Regions from separate parts of the Homo sapiens genome. Here region 1 is linked to region 2. A link is a loop called in an ENCODE intact Hi-C map of the cell type or tissue named here. Cell type or tissue: MCF 10A. All regions are shown on one strand. Each heading gives the region's core, and the rest is flanking DNA. Links, peaks and the distances in the headings are about the cores only.

Region 1 (11,729 bases), core at 3,332-8,331, 96 kb before region 2:
CTGGTAAGAATCTTAGAGTCCACTCTAGATTTTTGCCTACCATAGACATGATTTCCTTGATTACTGTTTAGCACTAAAGGCTATGCACAAAGTATGGATATGAAGTCCCTGCTGAACTCAAGCTTAAAACAGTATACAAATGAAAATACAGCAATGCACGCCAACATCAAATGCCAGAGGAGTGGTACAAATAGTCAGGGTGGCAGGAGTACTGAGAAGCTCTCTGTAACCAGACTAAGGTTTCTTGGAGAAAATTAATTATTAGCTGGTCCTTCGAAGATTAACTGAATCTAAACTATCAGAAGGGATACCTGTGTTGTCAGTGTATAATAACATTTATTTTACTTCATACTACTTTTCTTTATATTATAACATTTTTATTCAGTTGAATTAAATGTTGCTAAATATTCATTTACCATAACATTTTTTTATTGTTTGCCTACAATGTACCAGTCTCTATAATGCAGTCTTCTTAACCTGTTGTTTTATTTGGAAGGTTCCATTTGGAGAGTAAACAGCAAGGTAGAGGGATTAGTATATCAAGTTAGCCATTACCCAGTTAGCCATTAATTCACCAAGCAAGCTGGTCACTTTTTCTTTCCAGCTCATAATGACATTATTTGTAAGTTGAGTCTTCAAGATCGAGTAATTTATAACGTCCCTTTTTGACTTACTCCCTTACCTAGAATTTTTAGCATCCCAGGATAAGATAGGTTTCCTTTTAAAATGCATTTCTATAGTATTTGCACTTCCACTTCAGAACCCTCACCTAACTTATAATTACCTGTCAAAAGTTTGTCCTTGCTACATTTTAAAGTGTCTGTGGTCATGGCATGAATCTTATTCACCACTGGATTTCAGCACCTGGCCCAGTGCTTGATATGTAGTGGGTGTTTAGTAATTCTTTATTGACCAAATGAACAACAATTGATGACCCTGTCTCACGAATATGCTCTTATTTTCATATGTTTAGTCAACATTTTAAATAATCAGGCATTGATGAGGCATTTTCAACATTATGTGATTGAGACCAGTTTATAAACCCTACCTATCAGAATATTGTAAAAATATTGACTTTGTTTTTTTTCATGGGCTAAGGACAGCTCCTGGAAGCCCAAACTATAGAGTACACTGAAGCAGGCAGTCTTGGGGCCAACTGAAGTCTTCAAGGATGCTAATTCAGGATAGTCAGAGGAATCATATTATAAGAAGAACAGTGTCGTTGAGATAAACCGAGGTTGAATGCTAAAAGGCAGGATAAGTGACAAATTCAGGAGAAAGGTAAGGATAAAAATGGGGAAATGATGGTGAGTTTCACGGAAAGATGGAAGGCAGTAGAGAATCAGCTTCAAGGAAGGGATCCATGAGGGTGATTTAGAACTGAGATAGCGAACAACAAGAATGTGCTCGCTCTCCTGTTTTACATTGTACCAGATGTGTCTGCAGCTAGAAGGGAGACTGGGTTTTGTGATAGGGGAGATTTTATGTTCTAATTGGATTCCTTTTTTTTTTTTTTTTTGAGACGGAGTCTTGCTCTGTCGCCCAGGCTGGAGTGCAGTGGCGCGATCTCAGCTCACTGCAAGCTCTGCCTCCTGGGTTCACGCCATTCTCCTGCCTCAGCCTCCCAAGTAGCTGGGACTACAGGCGCCCGCCACCATGCCCAGCTAATTTTTTGTATTTCTTTAGTAGAGACGGGGTTTCACCGTGTTAGCCAGGATGGTCTTGATCTCCTGACGTCATGATCCACCCACCTCGGCCTCCCAAAGTGCTGGGATTACAGGCGTGAGCCACTGCACCCAGACTCTAAGTGGATTCCTTTTATGGATTTATAGGATAATATTCCCTGATATTTACAATGCTCAACTTAAAAAATGGGCCATAACCAGGTAATCCATTTATAATTCTGTTTTATTAAGAAACTAAAACTTTTCCCCATAGATCCAGTGCTAAGTGAGGGTTTGTTAGATTTCTCAAAATAATTCAAGAGCACTACTTAATATGTATTTTTCTGAGAATACTATAGAAATATTTATGTTTTTTGAGAAACCAAGCATATTTTATCTTTTCAAAGTGTTTTATAGGAAATAATTATAATATATGTATTAGGCGTACCAGTTTCTTTGTCATAAATAACTTAATATCTTCTGTAATTCACTTAGCACTGATTTGCTTGAAATTATGATTTTTTAAAATTTCTTCATCTTGTGGGAGTAATTGTGTTAATTTCTATTTTAAGCCTCTATTTGGTATTAAAATTAGGACAACTTGTTCAAGTCTTGTAGTTTTTATCTTGAATAAATATTGCTAAACTTTCATTGAACAACTTGGCTTAACTTCAGTTTTGGAAAGTCATCAAAATCTTTCCCTTCCTCTTTTATTCCATCAGATCCAAATTCATTTTTATTTTCCTCCTTTATGTATTATTTTGTTAGATATCTCTTTTCCCAGATATCAAGTTAAATCTTTTTTGTAATAGCTAATTTTAAATAGCACAAATACTATGCTTTCTTATTCAGGAGCATTGTATGTATGTGTAGTGTAAATTTGGTCCCATATTAAATTATGACCACACTCTTTCGGTTTTAGAACTGTGAAGGAGCTTTTGAAGTTATTCCAGCCACTTTAACTTACAGATAATGAAAAAGAAGTCCAGAAACTGTGTCCAACATTTCATGACAAGTTAAAGCTGAGACATATGCAGAACTCTAATGTCTTAATTCTCTGTTCAGTGACTTTTTTGATAAACTACACTACCTTTTGCCTCTAGCATTTGTTTTCTTTAGATTCTAGGCTGGACTTCTTTCCTATGCCCAAAGAAAAATCCTATATATAATTTTATGCAAATGTCATTATTTTAAAAATAGTCAACTAAATACCCCAGAGGGCTTAGCAGGCTTGTTAGGTGGAAAGTGACATAAGATCATGTATTCCCTCTCAAACTTTAAACAAGATAATTTGTAGTAATATTGTTTTATAAGGAGCAGCAGATATTAAGAAGGATTAAATAATTAGTCCAAGGATATTGAGACCATTAGCAGCACAGAACTTGTTTCTATAGCTACTCACCCTGAACATGTGAAGAAGATTTATGACCACATTGTTTATGCTCCTAGAAAAATAATATGAGCCTTAGCCATGTTAACTTGTAGTATATGAGAATGATGGAGCTGGAAAATGTAACCTTGTAGGTTTAGGTACTTCCACATGATGGAAGTTACTTAGATTTTAATTATTCATTCAACAAGCATCGACTGAATTCCTATGGTCAGGCAGACAAGGATGAAAGACATGATCCCTGCCCTCTAGATGCTCCTAATGTGAGGTGTGAAAGGAAGAGGTGATAGAAAGAAGGCTGGAGGGGAGAATCAAGAAATAACTGGTTCCTTTCGGAAATATTTGGAAGAGCAGCACTATCGGAGTGATTTTCCTCTCTCTTTGTGTTCCCATCCATCTGAGTTTATTGTTCCTGTGCCATTTCTCCCTTCGCTGCCCACTGTCCTTGTAGTTCCCTGATTACTCTCATCCTTGCCAACCTTGTTGTAGTTCTAAAACTATTTGTTATAATTGTTCCTTGGAAGAACTTGAGGTACTGTGCTAAGAACCTTCATGTTTTCCAAGGAAAGTGTTGTAAAAAATGCACATAAACAAGAGTTATTGTTTTAGACAAGTTCATCCGAGCCAAATCATCCATGCTACCAATTTCTGGCACAGCCCTATCACTAACCATCCATCTTATTTCTATCTGAGGCCCAAGCATATTTCTTACCTTATCCTATTTTCTTCTCTCCTCATTTTCTGACATTTTCGGTTCTTGCCAAATATGTTTTGATTAAAGGTCGCATAGGTTTCTACCTGGTCTGTGATGATGCCTTCTATCCAGCAGTGATTCTTGTTGAATACTGACACTTTACAGTGGGAGGTTGGTAACAATATATTTCCTGGTCTTTTTCTGAAAGGTTTTGCTGTTAATGCAACTGCTGCTCAGACCTGAATAACTGGTCAAAGCACGTGAGTCAATTTGTCCTCAGTGAAATGCAATTTTTTTTTTTTTTAATGATGGCAGTGGGGGATATGAGAGAAAGGCTGTGGGCCTTGGAGTTCAGAGCTAAGTAATGGCTGCAGTTTCATGTTCTCTCCCTTAGTTCATTGGGAAGTAAGCATAATAGCCCGCTTTTATGTGTGTTCTGGACACTTCAAAGCTGTTTACATGGATTAACACATTTAATCTTCATAGTAATACAAGAAGCAGATATTGTATTCCCATTTCACAGATGTGGAGACTGAGGCTTATTGAGTTTAAATTAAATGGCTGACTTTGTCACAACTATTAACTGTCAGTATAAGGCCTGAACCCTGTTCAGCCTGTCTTTGAGGCTTGAGCTCCTAATCACTGTGTTAAGTTTGGATCTTCCTTCATTTTAATGGAGTTCCCCTTTATTATTATTATTTTAAAATAAATGTTATGTTTTTCTCCACTCTTTCCATTCAAACCATAGGAGGCTTATTTAATGCACATTTCAAATGTACATCCTGTTAAAAGGATACCAGGTTACTTCACAAGAAAGAACACCTACTAACTTAATTTTAGACAGAACATTAAGCTATATGACCTCCAGAACTCCTTCCACCTATGACAGTCTGTGATTTCAGAGAGGGATTTTACTCTTTAGAGAAGCATTCTGACCAAAGACTACCAAAAGAATGGGACAACTGTTAGCCTGAAGGGTATAGGTTGTCTTAGGGTCTCGGAGAGTCTCACTCTATTAACAAAGTGAGAACTATGCTCTGATCCTGTAGGAACTAATACATTAGCTGCTACTCTTTGGACAATGTCAGAAGATCTGTGTCCAGGTCCCTGCTGTGCCCCTTACTAGCTGCATAACCTCAGATAAGAAATCTTACCTCTAAGAGCCTAATTTCCTTTTGTGTAAAATGAAAATAAAGGGACGTATCTCAGAATTGATAAAGTGTTAGTGAAAAACCTTGAGTACAATGTTTGCTGCATACCCTAGGTCTTGTCCTTCCCATCTTTAGAGTCAGGCCATTCACTTGGCTGTTTTTCTTAATCATGACTTAATATTTCAAGATGATGCTCATTTCTTAAAATTTCATTAATTTGAAAAGTCATGACCATTGCAGCTGAGATATGGTATATATTTTCACAAAGACAAATCTTTCTTAGTCAATGGACAGCTCATAGAATTTCAGAATGGTGAGTAATCTAAGAGATGACACAATCAAGTCCCATTATTTTTCAGCACAAAGAGGTTAAGTGGCTTTCCCAAGATTACACAGTAAATTGGTGATCAAGTCAAGGCTAGACTTTCTTTTTCCTAATCCCAGGCCCAGTGTTGTTGCTGCAAGATTCTAATAAACTCAAGATGAGGGTTAAAGTTAGAGGGAAGGCTATTTAAACTACATTATAAAAGATACATTTTATGTGTACTTTATTTTTTGTTTCCACCTAAATAATTGCTTATACATTAAATATTATTGGCAGTGAGGAATTAGACCAAAAAGCAAAACAAAACAAAAAAAAAAAATAGGTTATACCATCCAGCAAAGCTGGATTGAAGACATTTATTTGCTATATGACCTTGAAACTCTGTAAGTTTCAGTTTCCTTATCAGCAAAATGGGGATAATGATTATAGCTTTCTAGTTGTTACGAGGATTAAAGGAGATATTTTATGTAGTGGAGTGTCTAGTGCATGGTTGTCATATCAAAAATGTTAACTTATAATGATAAAATAAACTCAATGTGAACAATTTCAGCCATTACCACAACTATCCCATTCAAGGGTGGATTCATCCCAGTAGAACAAAAAAGCCTTGTTTTTAGTGAAAGTTAATAAATTTTAGGACCAAACAGACATACTGAGTTAGGCAAGTTGTCCATTGACTACAACCTGCCCACACTACTGACTGATTTAGGGAGCTCTCCTGAAGCACTCAGAGGGTACTCAGTAGTGAGCCAGTCCTTGAAGTTATAGTGCATGGGACTTTATTGAATATGACCAGAGAAGAGGTGCAGTTTTTCACCAGAAGGACCTTTATACTATAAAATATGAGTAGATACACTATGTGGTTAGTCTATGTGCTATGAAAGCTTAAAAGAAGAGATTAATGTCAAGTAATAGCAATACTCTAAATAACTGGATAAACCTAAAACCAGAGACAATTCCTGTCTGTCAATTCTCCTATTTAAAGGGCTATTGGCCGGGTGCAATGGTTCATTCCTGTAATCTCAGCACTTTAGGAGGTTGAGATGAGCGGATCACTTGAGTCCACAAGTTCAAGACCAGTCTGGGAAACATAATGAAACCCCATCTGTACAAAAAATACAAAAATTAGCTGGATGTGGTGGCATGCTCCTGTAGTCTCAGCTACCCGGGAGGCTGAGGTGGGAGAATCGCCTGAGCCAGGAAAGGTATAGACTGCAATGAGCCCTGACAGTGACACTGCACTCCAGCTTGCAGACAGAGTAAGACCCTGTCTCAAAAATAAATAAATAAATAAATAAATAAATAAATAAAATAGAGGCTTTTATGCTATCAAGACTAGAGACATGCAAGAGTGTCTACTGTTATTTTTAAGAAAGCCCATGGCTGAATGAGCTGAATGATATAATTGGGAGAAAAATTGTCTTTTTTGTGTTCCATATTTTACTTGAATAATTTAATATAGTAGCACATTTTTTTCGTATTAAGACTTTCTTGAATCAGAACACTGAAAGAAATATTTAAAATAATCCATTCCTCTTGAATGCTATTATATCTGGCATCTTAGAAATGTAGGTTTTGCTATTTCAATATGAAAATTTTCTTAAAGGTTGCAAATTTTATAGTTCCTCATATACCAAAAAATCTAGTTATCTTCTGAGCTAGATCTTCAGCAAATAATAGCGTCCTGACATCTGTTTGCAAATGCTTTCTTTTTGTTTACTTGTACTAACTGTGTTGGTGAGAATTGGGATTATTATTACAAAACAGTGGTTTGATTCTTTTAGTCTAGTGATAATGGAATCTAGAAGGAAGGGCAGATACACTGAAGGGAAAGTGAGGTCACTGTAAATTTTGTAAATTAATGCAATATGGAATTTTGGAATCAGTTCCCAGGGTGTAAGTTGATTAGACACCGTAAGAATACGTTATTGAAATATAATAATGGATATATAGAAATTGGCATGTATTTGATCATTTGTTCTTATTTTTTGACAATATTTTAAAAGAGTTCTTAAATATCATGTGCTAATAATATAATTTTTCAGGTCTGAGTAAAAATATTACAAATTTAGGAAAATTCTAAAAAGAGAGAAAGGAAGGAGGAGGAGGAGGAGGATTGGGAGAGGAGATGAAAAGAGAAAGATAGAAATGCATTAAGTGACACTTGGCCAATGTCCAGAGCAGCTACTCTAACTTTAGCTTTTATCCTAAAATCTCAAACTGAGAACAAAGAGCGTTTGACTGCTAACATCTCAGAAATAGGAAGGGATTTGAATCATTGACTCCTGAAGAAGGCATGCCATTCTGGGAGATGTCCCAGACCCTTTAAGAAGGGCCCATGTATCTGTTCATCTGTCAGCACACATTTCCCATGTCTGTCTTTCTGTTCAGAACAATGCTGTCCCTACTCGCCTGTTGTGTCTTAACTGTTTTTATTGCTGTGGAAATATTTCAGAATTTGGAATATTTCCACTTGCAATAGTGTCATCTTTAAGAAATTTGAACACTAAGGGTACATGTTATCTCCAGTTATGATGAGTTGATTCATTGCCGGATGCTAGTTAGCCAAAGATAGAAGCAATTTTTATGCAATTAATCATGTTTCCTGCAAACTCTATAGTAGTTTTCAAAAAAGGTACATTATATAAAACATTTCATCCTTTACTGTAAGCTTAATGTTTGCAGAGTGTCTCTTGCTTCTTGGAGGAAGACGTGGCATACGTTAAAAAAAATGTAAATCTGTTAGTCCAAGATTTTTACAAACGAAGTAGATGTTGCATGTGCAACCTAAAGGAAAATCACTTGACATTAGTAGAGAGATCTATTTAAGATTTGAGTATTTTTTGAATTGGAAAATAATCTCTAGTTATGCATTTTCTCTTATAAGTTTGGAGTTAGGGATAATAGACTGTGTCCTGCATGGTGGAATCTGTGAGTGCCATGGTTTGAGTGTGTCCCCTACATTTCATGTGCTGGAAACAAAATCCCCAAGGCAACAGTGTTGAAAGATGGGACCTTTAAGAGGTGATTAGGTCATCAGGAGTCTGCCTTCATGAATAGATTGATGCTGTTATCATGGGAGTGGGTTCCTGATAAAAGGATGACTTTGGCCCCCCTTCCTCTTTTGCTCACATGCTCTTATGCACTACCACCATGGGATGACACAGGAAGAAGGCCCTCACAAGCTATGGCCCTAGATCTCGGACTTCCAGTCTCCAGAACCATGAGCCAAATACACTTCTATTGTTTATAAATCACCCAATCTGTGGTCTTCTGCTATAGCAACAGCAAAATGGACTAAGACAATGATCCAGAACACAGCCAGGCTCTGAGCCTGACCAATGAGCCTCATTCTCCAACTGACCTTAGGTCAATCTTGTACAAGTTAATTTGGCATGATTTAGTTATCTTCTGTGAAGTGCGAAAATGAATTACATTCATTCAGGCACTATTTATGGGGTGTTCACCATGAGTCACAAATGATGTTAGGCATTGAGGATATAAAGATAAATAAGATAAATTCACACCCCTCAGGAGCACAGATGATAAGTGAAAATAAACAGGCCTCTAATGCATGGGCCCAGTTCAGACTTTCTTCTACTAGCTGAGTGATGCTGGATGAAGTACTCTGCCCTTTTGAGCCTGCTTCCTCATCTAAATATGGGAAGACACTGACGATACTTCTCTGAGAAAGTTGTCACTAAGGTCAAATAAGAATAGAATAATGTCTTATAAGTGATAGAGCACTAAACATATCAGAGTTATTTTAGGAAGAAAATATGACATAGTAGAATGGTCATAGGTTTGACTGAAGTTGGTTCAAATCTCAGCTCTACCACTTAAAAGTTACATGAAATTGAGTTGTTATGAAGATTAAATATAACAATTCATCCATACACCCATCCATCCATCCGCCATTCATCCATCCATCCATCCATCCATCCAACTAAGTCATTGAGTACCTACTGTATATAAGGTATTTTTCTAGAAGTCATCTCAGAGAATGCGTTCTCCAAAGGACCATACAGTAAATATTTTAGGATTTGTGGTCGACATACTTTCTGTTGCAACTACTCAACTCTGCTGTGTAGTATGAAAACAGCTATAGAAAATTTATAAACAAATAAGTTTGCTATTTCCTGATATAACTTTGTTTACAAAAACAGGTGATAGGCTAGATTTGGCCTGTGAGCTATAGTTTGTCCACCATGTCTGTTATAAATACTAAACATGGCCCTTAATCTCATGGTGGTTTTATTTTAGTAGACAGCATAGCAAAAGACAAGTAAACAAAAAAGTAAGATAATTGTAGATACCCTTTCTCTAACTATAAAAATGACTGTTGTACCTTCTGGTACATGACATAGGGTAGGAGCTTGGTGAATACTTACTGAGCTGATAAATGCAGATGTATTTGTTACTTTTTCTGTCGTCTCTGCAACTATATTTTCTTCTGTGTTGAGTACACATGTGGTTATCAACAAAAGACTTTGGGTGAATTTGTAAATTCTCATTTGGAAGTTGTGTGCCTTAACAAGATTCCAAGGCCAAACATACTGCTAAATGCTCATATCTTGGGGGCCATTTATTATTTTCTGAACTATTGAAGGAGTCAGTTGATGTTGATAGATTTCAAAGTGAACTCTGAGTTTGCATCAGTTCTGGGACTCTGTGAACAAGGTAAGGGCTAGCAGTCCTGAGCCTTTGAGAAGTACCCATGATGTCACCTGCAAAGGTTAAAAAAGTCTTAGGAGAAAAGCAAAGATGACTGTCCATTTTTCCAAACTTCTACTGAGGTCACTATATAAGGAAGAACTATCAAGCGGATTAAAATTATTTTTCAAACTGTGTGTTTGTAGCAGGGTATACTTTTGAACCTTCTATTGGTTTGAAAAGCTAGAGGAATAAGGTAACCATGGGATCTCAGATTTTATAACTGCCCCATTTTCCAACTGTGCTGGATCTCACGTGACTGTATAATTTAGCCTTTCCCTTTTGTTCCTCCTCCTCCCACTCAGAGGTACATGGGGATGGGGATACATAGGAACAGTCTCAGTTCTCTCCCACCTCACTGAAATCATAGAAAGTGGATAGAGACTCCTTTGGTGGATCACTAGAATTATACAGTTGTTTCATTGAGAATACTTAGATATCATTCATTCCAAAACTATTCATTTATAGATAAACAGTCTTCTAGGGAGGCTGATGATTACATTGGCTTTGGAGTTTGAAAATTGGAAGTTATCAAATGTTTAAAATGGAATTAATTTCAATTTGAAAATAAATGACTAGATTGCTTTTAATTTTTATAAATAACAATATTTTTAGGATTCAAACACAATCATACATTATATAAACCTACATATATATATATGTGTGTATATATATAGCCTACTATGCCTGGGCACATTTAACCCTCCCTATCTCCCTATGTGTTGTGTGCTATTAGTATTCCCATTTTGCAGATGATTTAACTGAAGAAAAAAGGTTATGAAACTTCCCTGAGAATAGAAAATAATAAATCTGTGGAGCTGGGTTTGAACTCAGGTATTTCTGCTTCTAGAAGAAGACCCACGTTCTAATTTTTTTAATATGTATCCACTAATGATTTATTCTTCATTTATTTTATCATATATTTTTTATTTTTCCATAAGTTTTTGGGGTACAGGTGGTATTTGGTTACATGAGTAAGTTCTTTAGTGGTGATTTGTGAGATTTTGGTGCACCCATCACCGAAGCAGTATACACTGAACCATATCTGTAGTCTTTTATCCCTTGCCCCCCTCCAATTCTTCCCTACAAGTTCCCAAAATCCATTGTATCATTCTCATGCCTTTGCATCCTCATAACTTAGCTCCCACATATCATTGCGAACATACAGTGTTTGGTTTTCCATTCCTGAGTTACTTCACTTAGAATAATAGTCTCCAGTCTCATACAGGTCACTGCAAATGCTGTTAATTCATTCCTTTTTATGGCTGCGTAGTATAATTTGAAAAGCTATTTTTTCTCCTTCAGGTCTAATGACAACATAGTGAAACAACAACTGGACCTTAGCAGGATTGATATTTAAATACAGAATTGCTGAAATATAAATGCAAAATCTGAATGTTAGTCTGTTTTGGGCAATGACAATGTACAGCTGTTAAATGTACAGCAAGATTTTTCTAGGCAACCCCTATTTTCTGGAACAGCTGGAACAGCCCCACTGATACCTGATTTATAGTTCAAGGAAATAAGTTTTGAAGGCTATGATTTGGCCACCTGCATCTAAATCTGTGTGATAATGAGTCACATCATGGATGCAATTCAGAGGTATTTGAAGAATTCATCTGTGACTTCTTGGCTGAGAGTTTCTCCAGAAGAGTACCAGGGAAAATTGCATGTTTTCCTCTACTTGGCTGATATCAGTACTTCTGAGATTAAGAAATTGTGAAAATCTAAGGATGGGAAGGTAAGTAAACAATGTCTGGACACAGGATGGTCCAAATTTGCATGATTACTA
Region 2 (11,729 bases), core at 3,019-8,018:
CCCAAGTCCCCACTGGGCTTTTCTTCCCTGATCTTTTGGTCAGAGAGAGAAGAGTCCTTTTCTTTGCGTTTTTCTTTTTCTCGTTTTTTTTTTGCTTTGATTAATTGTTTTGTTTTGGTTAGCGGTTGTGGGTTACAGGCCTCCCTGGTACCCATTCTGGGATAACAGAATAAACAGGAGGAAAGTTACCATGTTGGTATTTATTAATCCCTGAGACCCTTGAGGAAAGGAAAGAACTTTTATCTGAAGAGCCTTTTAAAGTGTTCAGACCCAGAGAAACATTAAAACTAGATAGGAAACACTTCCTACTTCCCCCTTTGAGCTCTTCAGACTGCTTGTTATTGCCACAAGTAGCTTTACTCTAACAATGCCACACCACACACAGCTTAACAATGTATAGCCAATCACTAATAAATGTTATTTCTGTAAACCAATGAGAATTCCTGACAAAAAAACTTTGTATCAGTCCACTCCTGTCCTCCCCCACTTTTTTTTTTTTTTTTTTTTTGCCTTTAAAAACCTGCTTCTAAAAAAGGCTTATTGGAGCTCATATCTGCGGTTACTTGGGTCTGAGTCTTCCAGGCAGCTGTCTTCATATGGGCTCACGTAAACTCTTTAAATTATAATTTGTTCTTCATCCTCTTCCTTTCATGGTGACTCCCTTATCCCACCAATCATCATCTTACTACCTTTCAGAGTACTTTTATAATTGCCTGCTAAGTTATTTCCAAAGTATGTCATTGCATATAAAGGGGATGAGCAGGAAAAAGATAGTCCATGACATATTATTCCTGAACTCTAAATGCTAATCTGCTTTTTTAAAAAAATAATTTACCTCAACCACTGAAGTTTCTTCTAAAGAAATAATATATTGAAAGTATTTTGCTATAAACAATAAAACATGCTAACTATAAAAATTAGCCAATAAAGAAAATATAGAAAGTAGGAAAACAATCATCTATAATCATTATCCAAAGGCAAATATAATGGACATTTGGCGAATTACTTTCCAGTCTTGTTTTTCTGATGAGTTATGTCTTTCCTTTACTTGGTAACCACGACCATGCCAATTTTATGTTTCAATTACTTTAATACAAATATTTTTCCTGTTATTGTAAATTCTTCAGAATTCTTACTTTTGATGGTGGTTCATTTTGGGATACCATCATTTTCTTATTGTTAGACATGTATGTTGTTTTCTGCATTCCAGTTATTTTTTTCTGTTGTAATATTCATGTAATGCATACCTTAATATATACAATTATTTTTATGGTTTGCTTTATTTAAATACAACAGTGTCCTGGAGGAGGATAACTATAAGCAACTAAAGAAAACAAAAAATATTTCACCCCAAAATATCCTTCTTTGACATATTTCAAGATGGCTATTAGGAGGGAATGGTAACACAATAATAGCTTAAAAGCTGCCCTTTGTGGGGGAGATTTGCGTCTGTAGAGAAAGTCTGCATTGGTAAAATGAACACCCTGGCTTGCTCTGCTTCCCACTCCAGCCTCCCCCTCCACCTTCAGTCTGGATCTAGGACTGATTGGCTCACTTTCAGGGTCTGACAGATACTTTGTCTTTCTGAGCACCGCTACCTGTGAGGTTTTAACTGCATGACAAGACTTAGTTTGACCTGCTGTCCTCTCTTCACTTCCCAGAGCCCAAAGTGGGTTCCAGAACTCTTTTTCTTTCATTCATTTCTCCTGAAAATCATTTTACTTCTATACTCATCCCCCAATAAATTTGTATGTCTTTCTCCCTGTTATCTGTCCACGGTCTTGTCTATTAGGGTTTATTTTATTATTTTTATTTTTATTTTTAGAGAGAGATATGAGGTCTTGCTCTCTCATCCAGGCTGTAGTCCAGGCTGGAGTGCCATTATAGCTCACTGCAGCCTTGAACTCCTGGTCTCAAAGAATCCTTCCGCTTCAGACTCCTGAGTAGCTGGGACCACAGGTGTGCATGTTCACACCTGGCTCAGCTTGTTTTAGAGGCTCCAATCATCTAAACTTCCAGGGAAAAATTTGAACTTCCCTGCAAGACAAAGTTGCAAAGAAGCAATAGGCTTTGGTATCAGAAACATAACAACTCGGTCTCTGCCTTTCCTGCTTTCTAGCTGGCCACCTAATCTTCCTGAGCCTCCCTAATCTCCTCCGCTTGACATGGGAACTAACCAAGGTCATATATGTAGAATTCTTAGCCTGCACCAGGTACTTATACATATTACACAACAGTTCTATTTCCCTCTCGCCTCCCTTACTCCTCCATCTCACTCTCTTCCTGAAGATAATTAGGATGAGTTACCTAGTAAGGCAATTTAAGGGGCATTTCTAAAATATCAGATTTAAAAACAGTCATCAATACTACTCTTTTAAACAATCTGCATCTCACCTCTGTAAAATTATCTTTCTAGTAAAATTAAGCTTCAATAAATTGGAATGGAATTAAAAGATGATAAGGTTTATTGTTTGAGAATGTGAGTGAAATGGGGTGGGGAGGAGATTAAAATTATCTGTGAGATAGAAGGTTAAATTTTTTTAAATGTTAAGAAAAACATGAGTAAACATTTAATGTCAGCACACAGCATGGCAATGAAGTGCCACACAATTTCCAACAGTGTCTTTATCCCACAGAAACCATATTTGTATTTCTCGTGAATGGTGGTTTCCCTGTGAAGAGACCCAGAGGATTTGCTCTGCTCTTTTTTGATGATGATGATGATGATGGTGATGATGATGGATAAGACCTAGGAGGGAGGGGAAGAGGAGACAAGAACAGAAAGGGGAAAATGGGAGGGATATTAATTAATTTGTATCCATTATTGAGTGCCTATTGGTTAGATTATTATTTTTTTCTGATGATGAATCTAGGGTCATTTCTTCCTTCCCCTTCTATTATCTGTTATTCACTTTTGTCCTATTTGTGCGTCTTTACTGCATGTACTAGCAATATGAGAGATGGCCCATTTCTATGCATTTGACCACATTGCCTACTCTTCTTTTTAAATTACTAACATTTATAAGGGTAATAAGCTATATCATTAATTTGTTTTTCATTGCTGGTGAGGTCTGCGTATGTCTTTTATAAATTATGTTTAAGATTGGAATAAATCAGAATGAGGATCAAATTATTATGAATAGAGAGTGCTTTCCTCATTTTTTATATTTTGTCTACTTCAAGTAGTTTTTATTGGAGTTTTGTATAAGTTTATGGGGTGATGAATTTTTATCTGTGTTTATTTTTTCTGCTAAACAAGAACTCTGAGAAGCTGGGTCACGCGCCTTTGGTTTTGGGACGCGGATAGTTTTGAGAAGTTATGAGGTTCAACATTTCTGAGACTAACTGTATCCATGCACAAAGCCCTGCCTTGGCTTCACCTTTGAACCTAGGTTCCTCGAAGACCCAATTTACTCTTCATTTTAGTTCATTATCCCCAGTGGGAGAGTGAGGTACCGTTCAGCCAAGTAGGCTCAGCCCGAAAGAGTCTACTTTCCCTAAACAAAATCTAATCACGAGTTTCCTGGAAGAGAGAGCTAGTTTGACTGTTTGGTCAGGAAAATGCCATGGTAAGATGAACTCATCTAACTGTACTTGGTTCTCATGGCCTAATCTTTTTATATGTGAAACATCACAGAGAAAATTCTGTGTCCTGAACTCTAATGGGCTCCAATTATGCTCTTGGGGAGAGTGAGATTGGTTGGAAGGAATGCTTTTAGGAGTTTTGGCATAATGGGTAGACATTGAACATAGTGCACTATTTCTGTCATTTATATAAAAACTATTCTACATCTGAATATGCTCTTCATTAAATGTATCAGCTTAGGAACTCTACCAAGATCATAGCCAAATAATATGTCACTCCGTATATAACCATGACAATCTTGAGATTAAGCAACCCTGGATGCTACTTTTGATGATGTTTTTCTAGCATCTTTAAACTTACAAATGTAAACATTTGGCAGATATTTTTATATTTCACTTTGTATTGTAAAAGGGTCTTAACCCTGAAAAAGTAGCCAGATTTTCACTTGATAGTTCTCGAATCTCAGTTTTCCTATGCCTCAAACAAGGGCCTTTAAGCAGCAATGTGCCACATTTTTTATTAGTCACTACAGTTAAAAAAAAATTAGAAAGACATTCATTTGTTTACTCATTCATTTGGATGTCATTTGTTGAGCATCCATTATGTGCTCAGCATCATGCTAGGTTCTGTGAGGTGATGTGGAAATGAATATAGTAAATTTATTCATTCATTCAGTCAATGAACATTATTTAAAATCTGTGATTTGATGAGTTAATAAAATGTGTTTCCCATCTTCAGTAAATTCACAGTGTAGCTACAGAAACTCCAGTTAATAAAATTGTTGAGATCCTTTGGTTTAACATGAAATAAATGGAAACTGTCTTAGATGCTAGGAAACTACTTTGCAAATAATGAAACTTTGCACTTGAGATTATTTGTTTAGCATCAAACGAAACAGCCTTTTCTGTCTCCTGACCATACAAGGTACTGCGGACACATATTAATTCAGTTTATTTGACTAGAAATTTACCATATGACTCCACAGTTCTAGGTCCTATGCCAAACATTGGGAATAACAAGATCAAAGAAGCACAGTTCCTGCCCTTGAAGAACTTAGTAGCAATGGTGATGAGGATGCTCAGGAATTGTGCAATGGTACAAGTGATGCATGAGCACTGAAGAGGGAGCAGAGAATGTCCCTAACAGTAATAGCGCATGAACTGAATTTCAAAACAGTAAAGAGAATGGGGCATCAGTGTTCTGGCCACAAATGAAAGAGATCAGAGGTCTGAGAGAGTTTGCTCTGTTGGAGGAACTACATGTCGTGTGTTATTACTGGAGCATGAATTCCATGGAAGAGCATTTGGAAAGGTCTTGGATATCAGGAGAAAGCATTTGGATATCTTTCTGGAAGAGATGGTGAGTCAGAGATCTACTTTCCATCTAATCTGCCAGTATTTCCCAACTTCTTTTTTCTAATACCCTGTGAATTTTTTGCATTTTACTTAAAAGTAATATTGTTTGAGCTCCCCAGCAGCAGAGAGTAATGAACAACGATCAGAACAGTTAGGTTAGAAGAACATAAAACTAGTTCCCAAGTGTCAGGACACATTCTTTACTGGTGCTGTGTCCCATGTGGGGTATGAGAAGCACCTTCTCTTATATTTATCTCCTTTGGTCCTCTCAATAGATTTATAGAGTGAAGTGGAATTTCATTCATTTGCTAGAAAAGAAAACAGAGACCCTGGGAGATAAACTGGTATTTGCCAAGCCATGCAGAGAGCCAGCAGTGGTTTATTTCCAGAGCCCAGGCCTCATGGTCCCAGTGAAATGTTTCTGTCATGGGTCACGTATGGACTTTCTGTTCTGCTGTGATCCCAGTGATGCCCAGCTTACCCTCAGGGCATGCAATTTAGAGTGTGAAAAAGATGGATCCTGTACCTATTGGCTGTAATGCTGTCCATTTCATACTTCCAGCCAGCATCCAATCATTTATTAATCACTTACTGTGCGCATTTGTATACCCAAAGGTGTGTAGAAGACCAGACCTGGGCATTGAATTCCAGCTTTTATACTACATGCCTCTTAATTTTGAACAAGTTTTTCAAACTCTTGGTTTTATTTGTTTATCTGTAAAAGTTGACACAATCATGACACCTAAAACATGAGGTAATATATTCTTAGAAGAGGGGCATGACGTATGTTAATCTTTCAGAACCATTATACAATAGCTAAAATAAGTAATAAGATCCAGGCCCTGCTTTCTCCATGCTTTATCTCAGTGAGAACACCAAAATTCAAAAGAGATCTTGAAGAAGTTTCAGTAAGATGAGAGAGCAGGATATCCCAGGCACCCTAGACCCTTTCTTTGCACAATGAAGTCACACATTCTTGGCTATTTACCTTCTTTCTGTGACTTCTGACAATACGGGCCAAAGTGTTCTGTTTAGGAAAAATGCCTACTACAAGGGAAGTAGACTGACGTAATCTTGGGAATCACCCTCGTCCTCTTTCCCCCCTGCCTCCTCCTGCACCACTAAATGCTCTTAAATTTCCTTTATCCTCCTTTCCTCTAGCTGTTTTTCTTGGCCTGCTTAGAAGTTATTTTTTCTAATTGGGTCTCTCATGGAATTGAGAGTTCCTCCATTGTTTATAGCTGCACCCATATACTTGTCGCAGATACACAAGGCGCTATGGATAAGAATGAGTTAGATCCTGACTGTGCATGCACATGCACACACACACACACACACACCACACATATACAGACACAGACAGAACATGCCTGTTTCCATTTAAATTTGCTTTTTGGATGAAATCGTTTACATAAGTAGGACCATAGGTTAAGTGTGTCCATGTTGAATGATTTGGCAAATGAATCTGGCCTGACAAGCATTTTTGATATCAGAGGGCCTGAACAGCATCATTTTCAGGGGTCAGGCCCTACTGGGTCTGGCTCAGAGTTCTCTGCCAGTTTTGAGGGTGTGGCGCGGAGAGTCTGATGTTTGCTTTAATGAATGTGCGAAGTCTCTTAAACAGATTGTCTGCCTAGAAAAACATTTCAGATGCTTCTCAGTCCTGAACTTCGGCTTCAGCCATGACCAAAGAAATATTAGGCTAGTTTAAAACCTTTTCCAATCATTCCATAAAAATTGTGGTTTCCCTCCTCTATCAAATCAGCTAATCTCATTTAACTGTGACCACTGCTTAAATGCAATTAAATTAGAGTCAGAAAATTGTGTCTTTCCTTGACCAGAACCTAAAATAAGGTGCACATACCAATGAACGTAGCTCACAGAAGGCTAAGGTCTAAGTTTACAAGCTCCACAAGGACAGGGGCTTTGTTCATCTTGTTCCCTGTTATATCCCCAGCCCCTGTAACAGGGTCTTCATTACTGCCTAGAGTAAGAGTTCATAAAGGAAGTTGGATGAATTTTTTCATCTCTGATGTGGATGCTTGGCAACTAGTGGACTTTTCATTAAATATTTGGGTAAATAAATGCTGACCCCTGGAATTCCATCCTCTGATATTCATGAGTCTAGATTGAGACATTGATGATTGTTAAGATGCAGAGGTGACTCACAGAGTCAGTTGGTCTTCATGTCTTCATGAATAAAGGACCTGAGATGGGGAGGCAAGAGAGATTGTGCTGAGGGCCTGGCTACTGAGGGAGGTGAGAGTAAATGGATGCAATGGTGGGGCAGGTTGGATGCAGATAAAACTTTTTCCCGTTTACTTCTAAACGTCAGTCAGCCATCAACCAGCCCCTCCTGGCTCTCTCCCACTGGCTGTCCCAGGTTGTTCAGGTTACTCCTCAGCTGCTGGGAGACAGCTCCTTCAGAATCTCAGGCTACTCTCTTTCTGATTCAACAATGAAGGCCCAAGGTGAGTATTTCCTTGGATTCAGCCTTTTGTCACAGCTCCAATGAATCCTACATATAGCATTTTTCTTAAATATGTATTTTATATGACTATAAAAGCAATACTCATTTGAAGAGAATTGAGGCTATGTATAAGGTATAAATAGGCAGAATAAAATTATTCATTAACATTTAGTTACGGTTTGTTCCGGTTATTTTTTGTGCTTAGGGTTTTTTCTTTTGTGCTATTGAGATCATATTGTATGAACAATAATATATTTTGATTTTTTACCTAGTATGATTAATATAGGAATTTTTCTCATATCATTAAATGACATTCATTGCAAATGCTATTCCAAAAGTCACAAACTTTTGTACTTTGCAAGTGCACTGTAATTTACTTAGACTTTCTTCCATTGCTTGACGGTAATTGATACATAGCAGAATGAAGAGTTTCTCTGGGCATGGAGAGTACAGTATTAGGTCATGTTTGGAACTGCCCAAGCAAGGCTTCTATTCTCCTGGGGAGAGGTAGTTTTCTAGATCCGATCTGTGTTAACTAGTCATTTGATTAAGGTAGATGCTTCACTAAGTACAGATACAGTAAGATGTATACAGGGAAATACGAATATCCCTATTTTGTTTCTTCTGACTTACATTTTCGAAATGATACAAATAACACTCAGACTAATGGGTTACTAAAGGGAAACAAGTCACAAACACTAATGCCGTTTTTTAACCTTTAAGCCTTAGTTCAAAACAACATAATTGTACATTTCAATCTTAATTTGAGTGACTCATGGGTTTGATTTGATAAAATTAAATTAAATTGACTAAGCTGCCGTCAGTGCTAGCCACCATTCCAAAGGCTCTGGAAGAATATAAAATAGTGCAGCCACTTTGAAAAACAGTATGGCAGTTCCTCAAAAAAGTAAAAATAGGATTACCATATGATCCAGCAGTTCCACTTATTGGTCTATACCCCAAAGAATTAAAAACAGGGACTCGAACAGATATTGTACACTGATGTTCTGATCAGCATTGTTTGTAATAGCCAAAAGGTGGAAGCAACCCAAGAGTGCACTGACAAATGAATGGATATATCCATAAAACCTCAAAATAATTTTTTAAGAAAAGAAATGAATAGATAAACAAAATGTGATACATACATATTAAATGGAATATTACCCAGCCTTAAAAAGGAAGACAATTCTGACACACGCTACAACATGAATGAATCTTGAGGACATGCTTAATGAGACAAACTAGTCACAAAATACAAATACTTTATATTTCACTTAGATGAGACGTTTAGAATAGTCAAATATGTAGAGATGTAAAATAGAATGGCAGATGGCAGGGAAAGGGGAAGAGGGAGATGGGAAGCTGTTTAATGGGTATAGAGTTTCAGTTTTGCAAGATCAAAATAATTCTGGAGAAGGATTGCAGTGATGGTTGCATAATATGAATGTACTTAATACTGCTCAACTGTATATGCAAAAATGGTTAAGATGGTAAATTTTATGATGTGTATACTTTTACCATAATTTTTATGAAATAGGCTCTGGAAAAACTAAGTAATGTAAAAATACATTATCTTAGTGACCTCTTAGGGATGTGTGAGTAGTTAGGTTGAGGGAGGTTAGGGGAAAATAGGTTGGTTCATAAATTATAACACAGAGAATAAGTGAAATGGGCGTAAACTCTACAGAAGATACTTAAAGAAGTTAAGTAAGAGAGAGGCACATGTGAGTAAGTGGGGACTGCGGGTCAGGGATGGTCTCATGAAGGAAGTGGCTAGAGCTTCCACAGAGGGATGTGGGGGATGGACAGGAGAGTCAGCACAGGGGGATGTGATGGTTAATATTGAGTGTCAACCTGACTGGATTGAAGGATGCAAAGTATTGTTCCTGGGTGTGTCTGTGAGGGTGTTGCCAAAGGAGATTAACATTTGAGTCAGTGGACTGAGAGAGGCAGACCCACCCTCATTCTGGGTGGGTACCATCTAATTAGCTGCCAGCGTGGCTAGAATAAAGCAAGCAGGAGAAGATGAAAGAGCAGACTAGCTAAGCTGAGTCAATTCTCCTTAATAAACTCCCTTTCATATATACATATATCCGATTAGTTCTGGCCCTCTAGAGAACCCTGACTAATACAGGGGAAGAGAGGAAACTGGGAGGAAAAGACGTGGAATGAGCTTAGGGCAAGTTTGGGGTATTAAGGAAACAAAGTGTTGTGGAATAAACAGCTCAAGATCCTCTCTTCAGTTGTGTCAGTGTTTGGGCCAGCAAGTTTTCATACTAATGATTTGATGTAAGACTGAGAGTGTCCTAGTCATACATCTGTCAGTCTAGGAAGAGGCAGAGCGGGAGGTTTGGAAGCATTTAGTTCAAAGTGAAAGCAGGTTTGTTTTGTTGGAGATTCAGTAGATCTGGAAATGAAATCTCACAAATTGTTTGTCAAATTGGATTTGTGGGAACAGATTGAATTAAATATTATTCAATTGAATATATAACTTAGAGGAACATGATATATGTGCGATACATTAGTGCTATTTTCAAAGGTTACTTAAGTATTAAAAAAAAAACTTTAACCAACATAATACCTACTGGGTGACTAAGACTCTGTTAGAAGAGAGGTGAAAGGGCAAGAGAGGAAAATTGAAGCCAAATTGATCAGAGTTCCTGAGTCAATGGAAATAATAGTTCAGCGGGGGAGAGACATTGCATGGTTAGTGTAAGGTAGTATGGGATGGAGCTTGACCATGCTGGGTGGGACTGAAGATCAAGCCAGCCTTGGGACACCAGGATAGAATTTGATGTCAAGGAGATAGAGGGAACTCGAACAATCTTGCCTCTCAGCCTAGCAGCTTGGGTAGTGAATCCTTCGGGGTCTGGATGAGATAATAGATTGGAGTAGCTTGGGCTACTTAAATATTCAATCTAAGAGGAGCAGAAGAAAAGATTAAAGATCCTACGGGGAAGGAGTTTCCAAGCTGCAGGTTGTTACCACCATTCGTTACAAACATAAAGTAGGCCAGAATGGCACGTAATTGAGCAAGAAATACTAGCGTGATATTAAAGAGAGTAAAGAGAACTATAATTTCATAAAACTGTGGTTTCAGTTTTGAGGGCAGAGTCATAGTATGGAGCATATTTATTACTGTGAGTCTCAGTGACCAGTGTTTGGGAACAGTGCGGTAGGTGTCTGCAGGAAGCAGAGAAAGCAAATTAAGAAGACAGTTGAATATGTTACCTTACATGGACAATGAACAATATCATAATAGAGTGTTCTTTAATAATAAAGCTTTGATTAAACTTGTTTCAATGTTACTCGAAAGTTTAAGATTATATATATATACACATATATATGTATATATGAACAAAGAGTTAAAACAAAAATAACAAAACATAACACTGCTTATGGATACATACTAGACATGGAAGAAAGAAGCTATAATGTCCATGTGTTTATGTGAATGAATGCATGTGTTTGTGTCTGCCCATGAAATACTACCCATCTAAAAGAAGAATTAGATTGTCCTTTACAAGTAGCAACCTGACACTGAATACAGTGGTAAGGCAAGTTATATGGACTTGTGATTTGGTCTCATGGCTATATGAGTCTCATTGAATATGCTTGAGCATCTTCTTCACCAATAGTCTTGTTATATTTTCTTCAAATTTAGGAATTACATCCTTTTTTTTTTTTTTTTGAGACGGAGTCTCACTCTGTCACCCAGGCTGGAGTGCAGCAGTGCAATCTTGGCACACTGCAATTTCTGCCTCCCAGGTTCAAGTGATTCTCTCAACTCAGCCTCCCAAGTAGCTGGGATTACAGGCACCTACCACCATACCTGGCTAATTTTTGTATTTTTAGTAGAGACGAAGTTTCACCGTGTTGGTAAGGCTGGTCTCAAACTCCTGACCTCAGGTGATCCGCGTACCTCAGCCTCCCACAGTGCTGGGATTACAGGCATGAGCCACTGCGCCTGACCCACGGAATTACATACTTTTTAGGAAAAAAAAATTTCTACATTTCAGAGAAGTTAATTTCAGATCCATGACTGTGACTGCAAGGATTACAAAGGCCATTTCTCCTCTCATTAGAGAAAAAAACAAAACAAAAACAACTTAAAATATAGAAGAGAGTTGCTACCAATAATATTAGAGGTTTTGTTATAAGATCAAAGCGAGGTGATCTAACAATCAAAAAGTTAAAAGATAGCAAGTGTTAGCAAGGATGTGGAGAAAAGGGAACCCTTATACAGTGCTGGTGGGAATGTATATTAGTACAGCCATTTTAGAAAACAGTATGAAAGTTCCCAAAAAATTAAAAATAA

Evidence for each region. Peaks named below come from ENCODE experiments on the same cell type or tissue, not always from the same donor. Only the 100,000 strongest peaks of a DNase experiment are listed, where the experiment ranks them.
Region 1: a loop joins it to region 2, with 2.0 times the contacts of the local background. A loop is called at or near these places in 1 of 110 quality-filtered maps.

The regions. Positions count from the first base shown.
Region 1 is chr2:18,618,769-18,630,497 of GRCh38, forward strand. The region is part of intron 2 of LOC105373456 (a long non-coding RNA gene); the gene reads left to right. Among named protein-coding and RNA genes, the nearest start is that of NT5C1B-RDH14, 35 kb to the left of the region's middle. In MCF 10A, for the core only: no CTCF peak of the experiment used is centred there; a DNase peak (open chromatin) is centred at 5,253.
Region 2 is chr2:18,715,228-18,726,956 of GRCh38, forward strand. The region is part of intron 4 of LOC105373456 (a long non-coding RNA gene); the gene reads left to right. Among named protein-coding and RNA genes, the nearest start is that of NT5C1B-RDH14, 130 kb to the left of the region's middle. In MCF 10A, for the core only: no CTCF peak of the experiment used is centred there; a DNase peak (open chromatin) is centred at 5,394.